Linked DNA regions of Homo sapiens: region 2 is linked to region 1. The links are chromatin loops, found by intact Hi-C in ENCODE. Cell type or tissue: heart left ventricle. All regions are shown on one strand. Links, peaks and the distances in the headings refer to the core of each region. The heading gives the core; the rest is flanking DNA.

Evidence for each region. Peaks named below come from ENCODE experiments on the same cell type or tissue, not always from the same donor. Only the 100,000 strongest peaks of a DNase experiment are listed, where the experiment ranks them.
Region 2: it touches region 1 in a loop (3-fold over the local background); 2 of 110 quality-filtered maps call a loop at or near these places.

Annotation. Positions count from the first base shown.
Region 1 is chr9:37,581,532-37,584,458 of GRCh38, reverse strand. No RefSeq gene overlaps it. Among named protein-coding and RNA genes, the nearest start is that of FBXO10, 6.6 kb to the right of the region's middle. In heart left ventricle, for the core only: a CTCF peak has its summit at 1,717 (motif pointing left); no DNase peak of the experiment used is centred there.
Region 2 is chr9:37,703,746-37,706,672 of GRCh38, reverse strand. The region is part of intron 2 of FRMPD1 (FERM and PDZ domain containing 1); the gene reads right to left. Among named protein-coding and RNA genes, the nearest start is that of TRMT10B, 49 kb to the left of the region's middle. In heart left ventricle, for the core only: no CTCF peak of the experiment used is centred there; no DNase peak of the experiment used is centred there.

The DNA.
Region 1 (2,927 bases), core at 295-2,794:
CCCTGGATTCTAGTGTATGTTCAGGCTGGAGTAAGAGAAAATGTGATGGTTCAGTTTTTGTGACCAGCTTTTTAACTTTCAGGCCATAAACGCCACAGAGGGGCTCAATACTTGGAATAAGCAGTTCTAAAATAGTACATTAAGAAACAGTTGGGGAGATATATACAGTTTGTTTGTTTGAATATGTAACATGAAATAAGAAAGAACCATAGCAAATTTGAGTTTGGTAAACTCTTGAAAGGGGTACGTTGAAAGAAATGGGGATAGTGAAAAATGTTTATTCTCCACAAACAGGTTACCAGCTTAGTAGGAATGCTGCTCCTAAGTTAAGGTAGTGTACTTCCTGCTGTCAGTGCAACATTAAAAAAAAAAACTGCTTTATCATTGCTCTTTATAGTTCTTCTGTGGAGTAAGTTAGCATTACAGTTAACATGTTCAGCAGTTCACAGGCTGGAAAATTTGGGCCTACATTTGGAATGAAGAACAAGTACAGGAATCAGGACTTCTTGTTCTCTTCCCCCTCTTTGCTTGAGCTAAGCTTGTCTCTTACAAGATCCAGGCACCATTCTTTTTACTCTATTTTGCTTTTATAGCTTGATCATGTCATAAATTCTGCATGTAGCTCAGTCGTCAAGCCACTAAAGCAGGGGTTGGCAAGCTTTCTGTTAGGGGCAAATGGTAAATATTTTAGGCTTTGTGGGCTCTTACGATCTCTCAGCTGCCAACTGCAGTTGGTAGTATGAAAGCAGCCAGGGACAATATGCAAATGAGTGGGTGTGGCTGTGTCCCAATAAAACTTTATTTACAGAAAAGATGGCTGGCCGGATTTGTCCTACAGGACACCTTCTAAAGTAAAGAGTAAAATTTGGCTAAGTGTGAAATGGTCACCAAATCACTTTTATTACTTTAAAGATGTTCATTTTATCATAGATCAAAGCCCTGAGATTACAAATTCATTCATCAGCGTTACTGAGTTCCTGCTATGTGCCAGGCACTGTGCTAGGAGTTGAGGATATGGACGGGCAGGGGGACTGCCTTTTTGAGGTCTATAATCTGCCATAAGATGCCATGTGAGTAAATATCTCAAAGACCTGAAAACCTTGCTGGAGGCTCAGAGAGAACTTACCTGAAAACATGACATTTAAAGGAACCTGAAGGGATAGGTCCAGGTTATCTAGGGTGACTAGGTAAAGGGAGGGTCAGGCAAAGATCATGTTGATCAAGGTGGGGAGTTCAGAATTGTCCACTTAAAACAATATTGGATGCAATATGGGTACTGTATTTGAAGGAGAGGTCAGAGGGGTATATGAGCAGCTCAGCATTTATTTAGATACGTGTAGTGAGGAAAGAAAGGCATCAAAGAAGACTCCCTGATTTCTGGTTTAAGTGCAGGGTTGACGGTGCCATTCGCTGAAGTAAGGAACAAGTTTCAAGGGGAAAATAATGGGTTCGATTTTGAGCCTGGGAGGCAGTAGGGAGGACTCCCTTAGGAAGAGACACATAAAGTAAGGTTTGGGTGAATAGGAATTGGCCAGATAGAGCGGGGCATCTTTGAAAAAGTGTTAAAGCAGATGTATTTGAGGAAGAAAGACCAGTGTGACTGAAGTGTGTTGTGCACAGAAGAGCAAGAAAGCCTCAGTCCTTCCAGAAACTCCTGTTATTTATTGTGTTTTCATACTTGAGTCTTAAGAGATTCCATTCTGACATCTGCTGGCTATTGTGTATACTGCAGTTCCAAATTCCACTACACAAGAACAACCTTTAATAACGTATTTTTTGAAATTTGTCATAATAAATTTGAGATAAAACACAAGACCTTTTCCTTACTCTGTGTTATGGACATCACCCAGGAGACAGTGAACAGTTGCTACTTACATGCTACTTGTGTATGCTCAGTATTACAGATATGCCTATGTGGTGTCAGTTGCCTACTTTAGCATAAGTACACAAAACATAGAAATCACATATGTAAAAGTTGAATATACTTGTTACTGAGATGTAAAACATTACAAAATCATTTATGCACTTTGTCTTTTAAACATACGAAATATTTTCAGAGTTATGAAATATGTTCTTAAATTGTTTCTTTCATTCAGAAATAAAACACAGCTGGTTTTAGTCCAACAGTCATTATAAGGCTAAAAAGATCTACTTTAAGCGTGTCTAATAGTTTTTCATCTTTTTCTCAGTCACATTAGTAATAGTAGAGTTGACCCTTGAACAACACAGATTTGAAGTGCACAGGTCCACTTACGTGCAGATTTTTTTCAAAAAATGCGTTGAAAAATCGGAGATTTGCAACAATTTGAAAAAAGCACACATATGTAGTCTAGAAATATTGAAAAAATTTAAGATAAAGGATGTCATGAATGCATAAAATATATGTAGATTGTAGTCTTACTCATAAAATGCACACATCTATTATAAAAAATTAAGATTTATCAAAACTTATGTACACAGACCATACATAGCACAATTTGAGGTCAAGAGAAAGATGCAGTATTAAATCATAACTGCATAAAATTATCTTTTGTAATAGTGTAATACAGTAAGTCCATAGCCACCTCTTGTTGCCACTGCAGGGAGCTCAAGTGTTATAGGTATCCACTTAAAATGCCATGTGACACTCATCTCTGCATGAGCAGTTCCTCGCTCCAGTAAATTGCAAATCAAAGTAAAAGCGATCCCTCTCTGTCTCATGTATTTTTTGTGTTTAATACCATACCACAAAACTTTGAATAACTCCATGGGATCTATACAGAGTGCCACTAGTGATGCTGGAAGTGCTCCCAGGAAGCAGAGAAAAGTCATGACATTAAAGGAAAAAGTTGAATTCTTGATATGTACTATAGATTGAGGTCTGCAGCTGTAGTTGCTCTGATTTCAGACACGACTAATCTTGTAAACAGACAACCTAAACTTAGAAT
Region 2 (2,927 bases), core at 275-2,774, 120 kb before region 1:
TCAACTTTTAAAACATGTATGTTCCTTAAAAGCAGGAAAGTAATATTTTCTATCTCTCAAAGAGAGAAACCACAAAGCGAGTCACAAGTTATTTGTCATTCACCTGTGGCAAATGATTTTTCCCTCTAACAGTCAGTGGTTCTTTCTGAGGAAGGTCAAATAGTGATGGGATGAGGTGTTTATTGTCATTATGAACAACAGAAATGTGAAGGAGTAATAGCTGTCTTGGGACTCTGCGGTTAAGGTCTATCATTTATTCTCATCCATTTACCAAACACTTTCAGGAACCCTGCCTAATGCAATAGGCCCTCACTTATCTGAAAATCATCTCCCTCTCATTTATAATGATCTCCAGTTTCAACAAGGATCCGGAAATATGAAAAACTGTCTCACAGAGCCAAAATGTAAGTGACAAGCACAAGTCCAAAGTCTCGTGTACACTATCCACCAAGGATCCCCCCCAGGCCCTGACTTAGAGCAAATTTAGGATCTGTATGAATAGATGACCCAGCCCACACAACCTAGAAGCAGAGGGAGTCTTTCTTCTAGGCCAGCATGCAGGTAATACTGAGCTGGAGCAGCAGAGAGACCTAATGAGAGGGAAGAAACAGAAAACTGAAAATTCACACTAAATAAAGCCCATAGCTCTTCCTGATTTTTTTTCAATCTTTTATTTATTTATTTATTTATTTATTTATTTATTTATTTATTTTGAGGGAGGGTTTTACTCTGTCACTCAGGCTAGAGTGCAGTGGCATGATCTCAGCTCACTGGTTCAAGCGGTTCTCATGCCTCAGCCTCTTGAGTAGCTGGGACTACAGGCTCGTGCTACCACACCCGGTTAATTTTTTGTATTTTTAGTAGGGATGGGGTTTCTCCATGTTGTCCAGGCTGGTCTCAATCTTCTGAGCTCAAGTGATCTGCCTCTCAGCCACCCAAAGTGCTGGGATTACAGGCAGGAGCCACCGCACCCAGCCTATTCCTGATTTTGTAAAAAACATTTAGAGCTATAAAAAGGTTTTTCTAAATGCAATAAATAACACTCTATACTAAAAGTCAAAAATCAACATTTGACATTACAGGTGCAGTGCCTCATGCCTGTAATCCCAGCACTTAGGGAAGCTGAGGCTAGCTAATCACTTGAGTCCCAGAGCTCAAGACCAGCCTGGGCAACATGGCAATACCCTGTCTCTATTAAAAATACAAAAAAATAGCAGGACTTGGTGGTGTACACCTGTGGTACCAGCTACTCAAGAGGCTGAGGTTGCAGTGAGCTGAGATCATGCCACTGCTCTCCAGCCTGGGTGACAGAGCGAGACTATCTCAAAAACAAACAAACAAACAATTTGGTGTTTTATTTAATGTAGTAGGATAAATGCTAATAATAGTTATCAGGGAAGGAAAAATGACAAGAGGAATAATGAGCACAGGAATGGAAAAGTACCACCTTATTATTTTTTTTTTGTTTTTTAGCAGATGACATTCACACAGAAAATGATGAACAAAGAAAATTTTTAGTGCCAGAAGATAAGTTTAGTGGAGATGCAGGATAAAAACACAAAACACAGCCACAAAAAGGATCAAACAATTCATTAAAAGCAGATTAGCTGAATGTACATTCGGTGTTAGGCATTCTTAATGAGTGAATGCTAAATATCTAGAAAATGCCAAGAAAGGATTCAAGTAACAAAACTAGTGATGTGTACTAATGTAATTCAGGGGAAGAAGGATTTATTTAAAGAAAATAATATAACTTTCCTTAAAGCAATAAAGGAAAACACAATAATTGGGTTAAAGTTATGCTGGGTTCCTGGATGGAAACACTAAGTATCAAAAAAAAAAAAAGTTCTAAATTAAATAGAGATTTAATGTAATATAAATAAAAAATTCTTCCAGATTAAAAAACAACTTGACAAATTGATGGTAATCACAGCAATAACGACAATAATAATTAATAACATTTATGAATACTAACTATATTTTAGGGAGTGATTTAACATTATATATATATATATATCTCACTCAACCCTCAAACTTTTGAGGTGGGTACAATTATTATTCCTGTTTTATAGGTGAAAAGACTAAATCTTGCTCTGAGAGATTTTAACTTGCTTAAAGTCATACAGCTGGGAAGCAGGTTTCAAATTGGGGCTACTTTCTTCAATAGGCACACTAGCACTGCTTCTAGAGCAGTGCGGTCCAAATGAAATATACACACCGCATACGTAAATTTAAGTTTTCTAATAGCTACATAAAAACAGGAAAAAAATAAGTGAAATAAATTTTAATAACATATATTTTATTTAACTCAATATATCCAAAATAGTATCATTTCAACTCGTAGTTAATACAAAAAATTATTGATGAGAGATTTTGCATTCTTTCATATTAAGTCTTCAAAATCCAGGGTCTATTTTACACTTACAGCGCGTATCAATTTGAACTCTAAATTTCTATCAGAAATACTTAGATTTCAGAAAAGTTACAGTTGAAAAGTAAGCACTCCTTTCAGACAAAGGCAATAATCAAAACTGCATAGTGTGGCTTTCACCAATGAAACTGAATAGAAATTCTAGAAAGTCCTTTAAGTGTCTGGAAGTTTCTTAAAAGACTAAACATGGTGTACAACATGATCCAGCAATTGCACTCCTGGGTATGTACCGGAGAGAAATGAAAATAAATGTCTACACAAAAACTTGCACATGAATATTTATAGCAGCATTTTCTGTAAATGTCCAAAAGTGGAAACAACTCGAATGTCCATCAACTAATGACATGGATAAATAAAATACCGTATTCCAGAACAGAATATTTGGCAATAAAAAGGAATGAAACATGGATGAATCTGGCTAAGTGAAAGCCAGTCACAAATGACCACATATTGTATGATTCCATTAACATGAAATATCTAGAACAGACTAATCTAT